2 separate regions of the Homo sapiens genome follow, and region 1 is linked to region 2. A link is a contact called in ENCODE Hi-C or POLR2A ChIA-PET data. All regions are on one chromosome and are shown on one strand. The core of a region is the stretch at or near the end of the contact, and the rest is flanking DNA. Distances in the headings are between cores, read along the strand shown.

The links. A loop is a pair of places that touch in the nucleus more often than their neighbours do. ChIA-PET counts read pairs that join two places held with the same protein, here RNA polymerase II (POLR2A). Pooled maps may share reads with other maps.
Region 1: a loop to region 2 is called in a pooled map, with 2.0 times the contacts of the local background. The contact joins two enhancer-like sites. A Hi-C loop is called at or near these places in 1 of 50 pooled maps. POLR2A ChIA-PET finds 5 or more read pairs at or near these places in 4 of 52 experiments (B cell, CD4-positive, alpha-beta T cell, T-cell and 1 more).

What each region holds. Positions count from the first base shown.
Region 1 is chr1:160,450,340-160,457,717 of GRCh38, reverse strand. No RefSeq gene overlaps it. Among named protein-coding and RNA genes, the nearest start is that of VANGL2, 53 kb to the right of the region's middle. RefSeq lists an enhancer at 4,276-4,325. Within about 2 kb of position 4,223, at least 2 of the 41 ENCODE cell types and tissues checked have a DNase peak (open chromatin) inside an H3K27ac peak, as active enhancers do; they include B cell, where a contact is called at or near this core.
Region 2 is chr1:160,372,739-160,379,524 of GRCh38, reverse strand. It overlaps NHLH1 (nescient helix-loop-helix 1), which reads right to left. Exons shown (of 2, transcript NM_005598.4): 2 at 6,679-6,786. It overlaps LOC105371466 (a long non-coding RNA gene), which reads left to right. Exons shown (of 4, transcript XR_007066686.1): 4 at 1,465-2,110. Among named protein-coding and RNA genes, the nearest start is that of NHLH1, 9.1 kb to the right of the region's middle. RefSeq lists an enhancer at 3,314-3,363. Within about 2 kb of position 3,649, at least 10 of the 41 ENCODE cell types and tissues checked have a DNase peak (open chromatin) inside an H3K27ac peak, as active enhancers do; they include B cell, where a contact is called at or near this core.

The sequences.
Region 1 (7,378 bases), core at 2,974-5,473, 78 kb before region 2:
CAATACAAGAAAAAGTCTTGAGCATTGTATTGGCTATTAGAGAAAAAAATCCAATCCATACAGTCTTTCTCTAACAAGTTTTTGGATAGTTGGTCAGGTAAATTATTTAAGTTTTCTCACCTATAAAGTTACATTTTAGAGTTAAAAAGTCTGTATAGATAAGCTAACCCAAGCCCTTTAATAAGATTAGAGAAGGTAAGTAGCTTGTCATGTACTATAAAGAAGTTAGTAGTAATGTCATGATTAGGACATTGGTGCCGAATTTTGGTCCAGGGCCTCAAGACCCCAGAAAAAAAGAACAAGCCTTTATGACTTGACTATTGTCATAATTTAGGTTGATTTCAGTTTGGAAACTTAGTATCCAAAAGAGATCTCCAAGCTTCAGTCCCTCAACTATAACATGGTAAAAAATAGATCACCAGTTCTCAAACACTTTTAGATATGGAATCTTTTCTTTTTATTTTATTTTATTTATTATTATTATTATTTTGAGACAGAGTCTTGCTGTTATCAGCCCAGGCTGGAGTGCAATGGTGTGATCTCAGCTCATCACAACCTCTACCTCCTGGGTTCCAGCAATTCTCCTGCCTCAGCCTCCCGAGTAGCTGAGATTACAGGCGCGTGCCACCACACCTGGCTAATTTTTGTATTTTTTTGTAGAGATGGAGTTTCACCATGTTGGCCAGGCTGGTCTCAAACTCCTGACCTCTGGTGATCCACCCGCCTCGGCCTCCCAAAGTGCTGGATTACAGGTGTGAGCCACCTTTTATTTAAGTGAAATCTTATACTGATGGGAAATAAAAATAAAATAATGGTAATAATAAACGTGTTAGCTCAGATCCTCCAGGAAGCAGATGCCAAAGATTTATTGGGGGAGATGGCTGTGAAGGAAAAAGAAGATAGAGATGGAGATGATAGGGAAACTCCTTAGACCATGTAGATGCGAACCCTGGGAAAAAGAGAGGAAAGGAAGAAGGATTAAGTAAGAATAGTCTCAGACTTCTGCACTGTTCTAAGATAGTTTCAGGCCAGGTGCAGTGGCTCACGCCTGTAAGTAATCACAGCACTTTGGGAGGCCAAGACAGAAGGATCACTTGAGCTCAGGAGTTCCAGACCAGCCTGGGTTACACAGTGAGACCTCATCTCTACTAAAATTCAAAAAAAATAGCAGGGCATGGTGGCACATGCCTATAGTGCCAGCTACTCAAGGGGCGGTGCAGCAGGGTGAGTGGGGGCTGGCAGTGCTGAGGTGGGAGGATCGCTTCAGCCTGGAACGTCAAGGTTGCAGTGAGTCCTGATCATGCCACTGCACTCCAGCATGGGTGACAGAGTGAGACTCTGACTCAAAAAAATAAAAGTGTCAGCCAGGCTGATGGGGAGTCCTCAAGTCAAAGTCACCCATCAGAAGAGTCTGCATCTTGCAGAAAAAGGTCTGCATTCACATTTGTACCACATTTAATCATTGGTTAGGAGCAGCCCATTAAAAGTCTGGCTTCAGTGGAAATACAAGGTAGAGTCAGAGAACAGCTGCTGGAGTCACCAATCAACTGCCCAAAATAAAAGGCCTGACATGTACTTTCATGGCTGCTTCAATTTAAAATATCTTTTAATTTTTTAAGTAGAAGGAAGGGAGGAAAAAATTGAAATAGTCACCGAATATTCCAAATTTGGTGAAACTATAAATTCTTATAACCAAGAAGCTCACTAAATCCCAATCATAAGAAATTTAAGAGAAGTATGCCAAGGAACATCATAATCAAATTACTTAAAACCATTAATAAAAACAAAAATTTAAAAGCAGACAGAGAAAAAAGACACAATATGTACAAAGGAAGAAAGGTAAAAATGAAAGCAGACTTCTTGGCTGGGCGCGGTGGCTCACGCCTGTAATCCCAGCACTTTGGAAGGCCAAGGTGGGTGGATCACCTGAGGTCAGGAGTTCAAGGCCAGCCTGGCCAACATGGCGAAACTCCATCTCTACTAAAAATACAAAAATTAGCCGGGCATGGTGGGGGGCACTTGTAATGTCAGCTACTAGGGAGGATTAGGCTGGAGAATCACTTGAGCCTGGGAGGGGGAGGTTGCAGTGAGCTGAGATCAGGCCATTGCACTCCAGCCTGGGCGACAAGAGCGAAACTCAGTCTTGGGGGAAAAAAAAAAAAAAAGAGACTTCTCAATGCAAGCCAGAAGACACTGGAGCAACATCTTAAAAGCAAGGAGGGAAACACACACACACACACACACACCTGTCAACATAAAATCCTATACTCAGTGAAAATAACCTTAAAAAAAAAGGTAAAATAAAGACTTTTGTAGACATACAGAAGCTGAAAGAATTCACCACAAGCATATCAGCGCTGTAAGAAATGTTACAGGAAGCCTTTCAGGAAGAATGAAAGTGATCACAAATGGTTTTATCAGAGGAGGTGGCACAGCTACCACTGAGCCTTTTCCTTACCCCTCTCCTGAGGTGCTCCCAGTGGGAACTTTGGAGATGCCTAAGGATGCCTAAAAACCACCTCAAGTTATTTCTAATGGTCTTTCCAGTTCTTGCCTTTCAAAATGACTTAATTCTGGATTGTATATTTTCTCTTGGGCATTTTGCCTATAACAGAATGAACACCCATCCAGTAATGATGAGTTAAGAGTCGTGAATGAGTTATGGTTTCATGATGCAAAGAGTCAGGAATCATAACTTAATGAGATGATAGTTCAGAAATTGTCCTTTTTTCCAGTGCTAGTGATAAATATCAAGTATTGTTTTGATCATCAGCAATCAGGGATGTGGCAGAGGAATTTCAAAGGGGAAGAATTTGTGCTAGAACTCAGAGTCAGGCAAAACTGATAGTACGAATCAGGGCGTATAGTAGTTGAAAGCATACTGAAGTTGACTATTGGGAAATTGAGGGCTAGGCCAGCTCCACACAGTTGCGCAAGTTTGAGACTCATTCTTCCCTCTGGACCTCAGTTTCTTCATATTGGGATGTTAGCTAAATGACTCCAAAAACCCTTCCAAGTCTAACCACCTGTGATTCTACAAGTGTGACTGAATTCAGGCTAGTCTTATACTGCCTCCGTCTACCTCACTCTTCTTCATCTGACTAGTTACCAGCAGGGAAATCCCTCCAACCCCAAAATAACCATTATTTTCATAATTCAACTATTAAAATGAATAAATTTTAAGTTTGAAAATCTCTCTTCAAACTGTATATATTGTATAATGTCATTGAAAAGGCAAAACTATAATGACGGAGAAGTCATCAGTGGTTGCCAGAGTTGCAGGTGGGGAGAGAGGATGACTACAAATTGGTAGCACAAGGGAATTTTTGAGGGTGATGAAACTGTTCTGCATCTTGATTGTGAGGGTGGTCACAGGACTATATGCATTTGCAAAAATCCATGAAACTATATACCACAAAGAATAAGTTTTACTGTATGTAAATTTAAAACTAACTAAATAATTTTTTAAAATAGGGCAACAGCTTTGGTAGTGATTTACATCCATGTTTAAGTGTGCATCATTTTAATATATTCTAGATAATTTTCCAGGTATTAAATTTAACTTCTTATTTGAATATCTAGCCTCTTAAAAGTGTATAAATTATTAGCATACACTTTAAACCTATATAATGTATGTTTTAAAATAAATACATTGTTTTCAAAATATGGCAGTTATAGTCTTAAGAGACTTTCTAAAAACAGATTTATTGAGGCATAATTCCCATACCATGAAATCATTGGTGTGAAGTATTCAGTTCAACGATATTTAGTAAATGTATCCAGTTGGACAACCATCACCACAGTCTAATATTAGAACATTTCACCATCCCAAAAAGATCCCTCATGCCCATTTTCAGTTTAGGAGACTCATAAAAGTAGAAGAGCAGTCAATCTGCTAGTAAATTTGCTAACACAGAATCACGACATTTTTAGTGTCGGAAAGCTCTTAAGGCCACCTTAAACTCCCATCACCTGTTTAAATGCCTCTGTAACACGTCTGATGGGTAGTTACCCAGCCTAGCTAGACAACGTCCGGTGATATCAGCGACTGTCTTGTTTAACACTCATTTCATCCTCGGCCAGATCTATTTATTACACAGTTATTCCTCACTTTGAAGCACTGAGGCTTTATATGAGTAATCCCCCATACACTCTGAGAACTACATTAGTATCCAAGAAAGGTGGCAGGAAATGTTTAAAAGGAATTATTTTTGAGCATTTGAGGTTCAAACAGAAAGCTGATATAAGTAAAAGAAGCCTGCCAGCTTTAAAGCAGAAGCAAAGGCCAAGGGAATTGAGTACAGCATTCAAAGATGGGCTGGCACTGGTGGATGGCTATGGAGCATGTTCTGGGTAAAGGACAAAGAGCAACAGAGTAAAAAGTTAGGAGACATCAATGGGAAAGTCCAAGGGACCGCATAAAACCGTTCAAGGCAGCACTTTGATATCAACCGTGTCAAGAGGCCCTATCGGTAAAGTAGACCAAAATCACTAAAACTAAGATTATTTACATTTTGGTATATAATATCTTATTCTGGCCCGGCATGGTGGCTTACGCCTGTAATCCCAGCACTTTGGGAGGCCGAGGTGGGTGGATAACTTGAGGTCAGGAGTTCGAGACCAGCCTGGCCAACATGGTGAAACCCCATTTCTACTAAAAACACAAAAATTAGCCAGGCATGGTGGCGCATGCCTGTAGTCCCAGCTACTCGGGAGGCTGAGGCATGAGAATCGCTTGAACCTGGGAGGCAGAGGTTGCAGTCAGCCAAGATCACACCACTGCACTCCACCCTGGGCGATAGAGTGAGATGCTGTCTCAAAAAAACATATCTTATTCAGCAAATTTACTCACTTTTTACTAAGTTGATAATAACTTGCATGATTGATCCTTGTGTATTACATTGGGTGAGTGAAAAGACAGAAGGAGAAGTCATAATCCTGTAAACCACCAAGAAATGCAAGGACAGGCCGGACGCGGTGGCTAATGCCTGTCATCCCAGCACTTTGGGAGGCCGAGGCGGGTGGATCACCTGAGGTCAGGAGTTTGAGACCAGCCTGGCCAACATGGTGAAAACCCGTCTCTACTAAAAATACAAAAATTAGCCGGGTGTGGTGGTATGCCCCCGTAATCCCAGCTACTCAGGAGGCCAAAGCAGGAGAATCGCTTGAACCCGGGAGGCGGAGGTTGCAGTGAGCTGAGATCGGGCCACTGCACTCCAGCCTAGGCGACAGAGCGAGACTCTGTCTCAAAAAAAAAAAGAAAGAAAGAAAGAAAGAAATGCAAGGATAGCAAATATGCTAGGTGCCTGGAAAATTACAATCTGGAAACAAAATTACCAAGGCTGGATTTATGATCCCAGTCCTCAAGCATTTCACAGTCCAGAACTTCTTTAGAGACAACATGGTATCATGGGAGGAATACTGGAGTAGATGCAAGAAGGCATGTTCCCTGATAGTGTACTTGTGTGTGATCCTGGCCAAGTCTTCTAACTTCTCTGAACCTGAGCTTTTTAATTTGTACAATGAGGATTAGGAAAGGTAAACGAGACAGCTGGTAATATCTGTTCTAAAATTCTGATTGTGTGCCCCTGGACAAACACAACTATTCCTTGTCATTTTTGCCTCCTTAGTAGGTAGGTTGTAAGAGTCAAGTGAGATGTGTGTGAAAGGTCTTTGAAACCTTAAGAAGCTATGCAAATAAGATGTGGCAGAGTGGATGCCTAGTGAATGCCTATACAGTTGTTTCCATTTAAAAGATACTTTATTATTTACAGGTATAATATCTGATGTGATCTTCCCAACAAGTTTATAAAGTGAGGTAGCTATTGATATCCTCATTTGCTAGTGGAGGAAACAGGTTCAAAGAAGACGTATTGTTTTAAGCTTCAAAGTGACCCCAGGGGCAGACTGGGTGGCTCTTCGCCCTTTCTCATAAACTTCTCATCAACTCTCATCAACTAAGAGTCCTCTTTTCCATTTCCTCCTTAGATACATCAGCGCTGTTCTACCCAAAGCAGGAAGAAATCAAATATTTACTTAGTACTCACTCTAAATAGTCTCTGTAAGAGAAACTGGAGCTATGGAAAGGAAAACCAAAAAGATATTTAGATACATATAGTCACACAGAAAGATGGTGACAGAGTCTCATTTGAATTTTAGAAGTGAAAGAGATAGTGTAGCTCATGTAGCCCAACAAATAAGAAAACTGAGAACAGGATCACACAAAAAATAGCTAAAGAAAGGATGGAGAACCTCTTGCTTCCAGCTTAGTATGCAACTTCTGCAGGTACTACTCCTTTAGTTCACTGCCCAAATTATTTGCTTAGTGACTTGAATTTTCTCCTTCTTCTCCCCAGGTATCAAAGCCTGAGAGTCAACTATTCATAACAGTTACCAAACACGCAGCTCTGATTTGCATGACTTGGGACGAGGCCACCGATGGGGACACAGCATCCAAGGGGACTTACAAGGCATGAATGGGTAGTCTGACTAGAGTTAAATCAAGGAAGTTAAGAGATAATACTGATTACACTGTAGTGTTTTCATGATACTACATCTGTAAAATAACCACATAGAAAAAATAAACGGAGGAGAGAACAAGTACATAAAGTTAATCATCAATTGTTCTCAAAAGTGAACAGGGGACAGTGATTACCCCACTGGAAAAAGCCACGGAAAACTGATACATAACAAAGATAGCAATGCGTATCAGTAGGAAAACAATGGATTTTTAAAAATAAATCACACTGGAACAACTAGACCTCCTCCCACTACCTGACGCCATACACAAAACTCAATTCTAAGAGTATGAAAGACCTCAATGTAAGAGACAAAAATACAAAGATTTTAAAAGGCAATATAGGAGAATATCTTCATGATCTTGGCATAAAAAAGGATTTCTTAAACAAGACATAAAAAGCACTAATCATACACATACATTAAATTTTTAAAAATCCTTTTACTTAAAGAAACCATAAAGAAAGTAAAAACCAAGCCACAACTGGGAGCAGATATTTACAGTATATGTAACTGACAAAGGACTAATATCCAGAAACATGTAATGAATTCCTGTGAACACACACACACACACACACACACACACACACAGAGAGAGAGAGAGAGGGAGACACATGAACAGCATTTCCCAAAGGGCAAAGAGGAAATCCAAATGATCACTGAAGATACGTAAAATTGTTCACCCTCTTTAATAATCCAGGAAATGTACATTAAAATCACAGCGAAGGATCACTACACACCCCTAGATGACAAACACATTAAAATTAATAACGCCAAGTGTAAGAGAGGATGTGGAGCAATGGAAACTTGGTACCTGCTGGGTGCAGAGTCATTTAGTGTAAATGGTTTAGCTTTGTCTTCC
Region 2 (6,786 bases), core at 2,400-4,899:
AAGCATTGGTAGAACTGGTAGAAAAACAGAAGTCATGTTTAGGAGGTAAAATGAATAGCTACTGATGATGGATTGGAGGTGAGACTAGAGGGAAAAACATGTAGCAATAGTCACGGCAACTGAATGTTGATGATACCATGTTTTGCCGTGGGGATACCAGGAGAGGAGGAGGGTTGAAGAGGGGAGAAGATAAGGTGGCCAGTTTGCAACATGTGGCGTTGGACATTCCTGGGAGATATCCTAGTAAAGAGGTACAACTTTTCAGCTACAAACCCAGAAAGCCAACTTCCTTCTGGGCAGCTCCACGGGAAGGCTCCTGGGGGGCTTTCATTCAGTTTGTCCTTATTACACCACCTTACTGCCACCATCTCCACCACAATTCTCCACAACGTTCCTCTTCCTACGTGTGCTACTTTGGAAAGTAGCACCACTGTACACCCAGGCTCCCAGGCCAGAAACCTGGGAGTTCTCCTCTAGCCTGCCACATTTAATGAATCACGACATCCTGTTGAATCTACCATTTAAATAGCTTCCTAAATCTGTCCTCCCTTCCCCATTCCTACTGCCGCTACCTAAATACAGACCCTCAGCTTCTTGCAGCTGACTTTGCGATAGCCTCCTAAAACTGTTCCCTGCACAGAGCTTACCTTTACGCAGCTATGATCAGAAATGTCCTAAAAGTGGCCAGGCGTGGTGGCTCTCACCTCTAATCCCAGCACTTTGGGAGGCCGAGGCAGGCAGATCATTTGAGGTCAGGAGATCGAGACCAGCCTGGCCCAACAGGGTGAAACCCCGTCTCTACTAAAGTACAAAAAATTAGTCGGGCGTGGTGGTGCCCGCCTGTGCTCCCAGCTACTTGAGAGGCTGAGGCAGGGGAATTGCTTGAACCCAGGAGACGGTGATTGCAGTGAGCCAAGATCACCCCACTGTACTTCAGCCTGGCGACAGAGCAAGACTCCATCTCAAAAAATAAATAAATAAAAAATTAGCCGGGTGTGTTGGTGCACACCTATAATCCCAGCTACTTAGGAGGCTGAGGCAGGAGAATGACTTGAACCCAGAGGCAGAGGTTACAGTGAACCGAGATTGCACCACTGCACTCCAGCCTGGGTGACAGAGCAAGACTCTCTCTTAAAAAAAAAAAAAAGAAAGAAAGAAAGAAAGAAAGAAAGAAATGTTCTGAAAGTGATATTTCTAAAGTGTACATCTGATGATAGTGTTTATCTACCCCACTAGAGAATGTTCATTGGTTTCCCATCACTGTGTGGCCAAGCACACACTCCCTATTATGCTTCTCCTGACCTGGCCCCTGCTTACCTCTCCAGACCATTCCGTCACTTTCCTGTCCCACCAGCCCCTTGCACTTAATGTCCCAACAATACCACACTGCTAATAGTGTGCTCTTGCTCACCAGAGCTTCTCAGGGTTCCATGCCTTCATACCTACAGTGCCTTTCCTTTGTAGGTGGGGTTCCCTGGGAAGTGGATTCCTGAACTCTGAGATCGTATACAGGAGAGTGCCAGCAGGAGAGTTCTTGAGAACACCTGTGAGGTGTGAGGGAAGCTGCAATAAGCCGAGAGAGAAACTGAAAAGCAATGCAATGGCAACAGAGGCTTCTGTCCATCCCATGGGGGCTCTCAAGCTGGGATAACTTTGTAACCCCACATCAACCAGTCATTGCCCTAGGGAAAGAGCAACACCTCAGGCAAGGCGGCTTTCTTCCTCCAAAGGCAATTCCTGGAGAGGGACTCAGCTGTGAGTCAACACTTCCACAGCTGGAGAAGTGAGTGGAGCACACCACAGAATTCACTGTACGTATCTCATGGTCTTCAAAACCCAGCTCAGAGTTTACCGGCTGCCTTCCTCACCAACACCCTCTCTCAGGTAATCACTCGCTTCCTTGCAGATGCCTCTCACTGTTGGGAAACTGATATGTTTACATGCCTGTCTCCCATACTCCCTCCCAAGTAGGTGGTGGGGAGGGCCTGATCCTGTATTTCAGAATCCAGAACAGTGCCCGGTATACATTGGCTATTCCATAAAGGCATGCTGCACTGAATAAATTGAAATCAACCAATGAAAGAGGTAGCTACAAGCTTATAAAAGAAGGAGGCTGGAGTTTAATGCTAGAAAGGATAAAAGGGACATAGACAGTAGAGATTCTCACTTGGGAACCACACTGGAGACCCTGCTTGGGAGGCCCAAGAGTCCCAGGTTAGAGCGAATCAAGGCTCTGAGCTTGGGATGTCCAAAGAGGGGCAGGAGCCAGAACAAAACCTGTAACCTATAAATAGCCATAGGTTATAGCTCATGGAGCTGGGAGACAAAGGTAAAACTTCAAGGGGAGAACGGGCTTCTAGGAAAGAGGAAATTCGACAGCTCCCTCTCCTTGCTCCATACCTGCCAGCTGTCACTCAGACTCCTATATTAAAAAGAGCACACACACAAAAAAGTACACAGATATACACGTGTTCAAAAACCACAGAATCAGGTAAGCACGCCCAGATACAGAACACACACATAACACAGACACACAATACATGAAACAGACACAGACCAGAAAAAAATCAATCTGAAAATTATAGGCCATAATATATGTAAATGAACCACCTATGAATTCTAAACTCTGTTTACCCCTAGTCAGCCTTCAAGCCTCCTTCACCTTCCAGAAATCTCTGACAAGTAGAGAATTCCAGATTGCAGAATTGCAATTCCTTCGTCCTTTGTCCCCAGTCAGGTCATTTCTTCTCTTTTTCAGGCTCTCAGCAGCTCCTAGCTAGGGATAGGGAAGAGGGAAAATGTTTCTGCTAGTAGCCAGCAGGGGACAGTGTTCAACAAGCAATAATCAAATCAGCCTTCAACTTGCTGAAGGGAGGGAATGGAGGACGAGGGAACCAGAAAAGGGTCCTCAGACCAACACATTGCTCTGATCACACCCTCGATCCATGTCTCCCTCTTTTTTTTCTGCTTCTTCAGCCCCCTTCTTCTCCTCAGCTGCAGTTTCTCCATCCTTAGTTTAGTAGATCTCATGGATTGTCTATTTGCTCAGAGAAGACTAAGCTCAGGAATTTCCCCCTCAGGGAGAGACATTCCCCTTAGCCTCTTGTCCCTTTCCATTCTGTCTTGGTTCCCAAGGTGGTCAGGACTTCGGAGTTTTCATCTGGACTCCTGACCAATGCTCAGGAACCCACATGAGGGGCTCAGTTCCAGGGCCACCTCTCAGGGGATGCTTGCATCCTGGTGCACAGCTGGTCTAGTAGAAGTGGGGTTGGGTGTCAGGCCCCTGCACTGCCCTTAGCCTGGTGCTTTGTAAAGTGCACAAACTGTATGACAGTACAGTTGACCCTGCTACTTACTGCCCCTGAGATAGCATCTGATGAGCGTTTCCGGTGTTGAACACTTTCACGATGATCTCATTTAATCCTCATCACACCCCGGTGGGTCTTGTTGTCTTTCCTGCTTTCCATATGAAAAAGCTGTTGCTCAGGGAGGGCATGCGGTTTGCTCACTGTGGCACAAAGGGGAAAGGTGGAGACAGAGCAGGGACACGGGACCTCTGGCTGCCGGGTGTGGGCTTTCTCCCCTCTAGCACAGTGTTGCTGCACTGCCACCACTGCCTCCCTTCTTCCACTCCCTCTCAGCCTTTCAGGCTCATCTCTGCTTGCTCCCTTCTCCTCCCTGCGCTGACATCCCAGCACTGTGAGCCTCTTTCTTCTGCCCATAATCCTCATCCAATGAGAGGTCAAAAGCTCAGGAAAGAACACAAGAAGAAAGCAGAAAGATAAAGGAACTGGGTGGTAGAAAGGGCTTTCCAGAAAGAGGAAGAAGCAAAGGCAAAGAAGACAGGGCCTGCACTGGGGGTGGAGAGGGAAGGGAGGTGGGTGGAATGAGGAAGCGGAGCACCCTCCACACTGTGCCCAGACTTGGGAAAGGGCACAGACAGGGCCTCCATTGTGTGGGCACAAAGAGGCCATATGCCTGGCAGCCTATGACAGTGTGTGTGTGTGCGCGTGTGTGTGTGTGTGTGTGTGAGAGAGAGAGAGAGAGAGAGAGAGAGAGAGATTTTAGGCAACCCCCACCCAGCCCCTGGGGCCTTGACTTCTGCTCTGTCACTGGTGATGGGTTTGCTGAGTTACAGGACAGGGCGTTGATGAAGACAGGACTGGAGGGTCAGGCACCTGTGGTCACTAGGACTGGAAGAGGGCATGGACAGCTGGGGGAGCTATGGCCATGCATGGGATACTTGGCAAGGGGAGTAAGGAAGCAGGGGTGAAGTGCAAGAGTCCCATTCTGGGGTCCTCCTAACTGCCCCTCCCCCACCCCACCACCCACGAGTTGGGTTTAGAGGGATGTGGAATGAGGGATGCAGAGCAGATCCTCTTCTAACAATCCCTTTTCCCCATCCTCCCTATCTGCTAGCCCCAAAGCTTTCACTTTCCCCTCAGCCCAGGGACTTCCATCTCCCTGCCCTCTCCCTCCTCCCCCAGTGCCTGGTCCCCTGCTCCCTCCTCTTCCCACTCTCCACCTCCTTCTCCTGTCCTTCCCAGAGTGAGAAGAGCAACAAGAGCGACAGCGGCAGCGAGGCCAATTGATTATCTGAAGAAATTCGGAGCTAGCAGTAGAACAGCTGCAGCTTCCCCCTCTCACCACCTCCAGGCCCTCAGGGATCCCTGAGGGGAGGGGCCCCCTAAGCCCTTCTGCTCTCCAGCCCAGGCAAAGAGACAAGAGAGGGAGGCAGGGAGCCCAGAGGACTGTGGCTGCTGAGCACAGAGAAGCACAAAGCTCTCAGGGCCAGGAATGGAAGACTTGGCTTCTAATCCCAGGCCATCATCATGGGTGAGTCACGTCACCTGTCTGGACAGTAGTTTACCTGCCTTTGAAATAAAGTTGTTGGATTCAGTGATTTCTGTGTTCCCGTCCAACTCTGGCCCTTTGGAGTCCTGAAGTTCTCCCTGATCTCAGTTCAGCCTTCCCTTTTGCCAGGCTCTGGGCAGAGCACATGTCATTTAACTCACATGGGAAGGGGAAGATGTCAAGTCCTCCTGTATGGAAGCTCCTCCCTAGGTCTAACTCAAGCCCTTCATGCTGCTTATGTCATTCTTTGTTCATCAAAGATGAAAACCCATAGCTGGGCATGGTGATTCATGCCTGTAATCCCAGTATTTTAGGAGGCCAAGGCAGCAGGATCACTTCAGGCCAGGAGTTAGAGACCAGTCTGACCAACATGGCGAAAACCCATCTCTACTAAAAACACAAAAATTAGCCGGGCATGACAGCGGGCGCCTGTAGTCCCAGCTACTCAGGAGGCTGAACCACGAGAATGGCTTGAATGGGGAGGTGGATGTTGCAGTGGGCCAAGATCCCGCCACTGCACTCCAGCCTGGGCAATAGAGCAAGACTCTGTCTCAAAAAGATAAAAAGAAAAAAGAAAATATTTCAGGGACTGAAAGTTGTCTCTGCATTTCCCTCCTGCTGTTTGCCTTCAGCCTTCTCGTATGACCTTAAGTTTGGAGAGGATCTTCTAATGAACCTAGCCAGTGTTCCATCTGAGGCAGCAATGTGCTCTATGATTTCTCTGCGTGTGGTTGACTCTCCAGCTTCTCTATTTGGAGTTCTCCTCTTGAGGCAGTCAGTGCCATTGCTGGACAGCTCCAGGTGTTGCAAAATTTTTCTTCAAATTAAAATCTGCTTTCTTCTAACTTCTACTCACGGGTTTTGTTCGGCCTACTGGGGCCCCACAGAATATCCATTTTTGATTCTTCTTTCAATATTTAAAGATGGGTGTCATATTACCCCCAAGTCTACTCTTATCAAGACACATATCCTCAGTTTTTCAACTATTTCTTCTATAAAGTGGTCTCCAGACCTTTTGGTTTCTTCGCCACACAACCCTAAATCCTCTCTAGTTTATCAATGCACCTATGAAAATATGGGGTCCAAAAGAGGGCTAACTGTCAGCCTGGGTCATTTTAGGGAGGCAGAGGGGAGTTGGCAGCATATGGTAGAAAGAACCTGGATTTGGGCCTTAGTTGTGCCCCCAGTTAGCTGTGTGGCCTTGGGTAAGACCCTACCCTTCTCTGAGCTTTAGTGTCCCCATCTATAAATTCATTTGAGGGTCCCTTCAGCACTCTTTTTTTTTTTTTATCCCTGTCCATATTCTTCTCTGAGTCCCAGGCCTGCCATCTGTTTTCCCCAGTATCCTAAGGCTGGGGAACACAAAATAGGCCAAGAACTGAGATTGCAGGGAATTTTGACCCAGCCTAGAGACAATAAAGGGGAAGGCAATGTCTCAGTTTCATACCATAGCTTTTCCCAGCAGCATGGACCCACAGACACATGTTTAACTTGGGTTCCACCGAAATATTCACCTCCTTCTCAGGCCATAGAGAGCAGGAGCGGAAGCACAACATCAGAGAAGTCAGATAGTGTCACTAAATTAGTGCCAAGAAGGGAGTATCTGGCACCCAGATTTTGGTGAGGAGATCTTGGACCTGTATGTTATACTCTCCCCTGCACCTCTTTTCCCTGTGGCCCCTTTTCTCTGTCTTCATTTGTTCCCCAAACTGAGCTCTCCTGACCCCATCAGAAGAGCCTACGAAGCCTAGGACCCTCAATGCCCACCCTACCATAACCTGCAGGCCAGCTTCCTAACCCAATTGAATGAGCCACAACCATACCTGGTGCTAGAACGAGGTCACTTTTATTTTTCTTTTTGTATGAAATTGGGGATGCAACCAGAAGGAATCACACAGAGATATGTGACACAGACCCCTGGGGCCTGCTCTT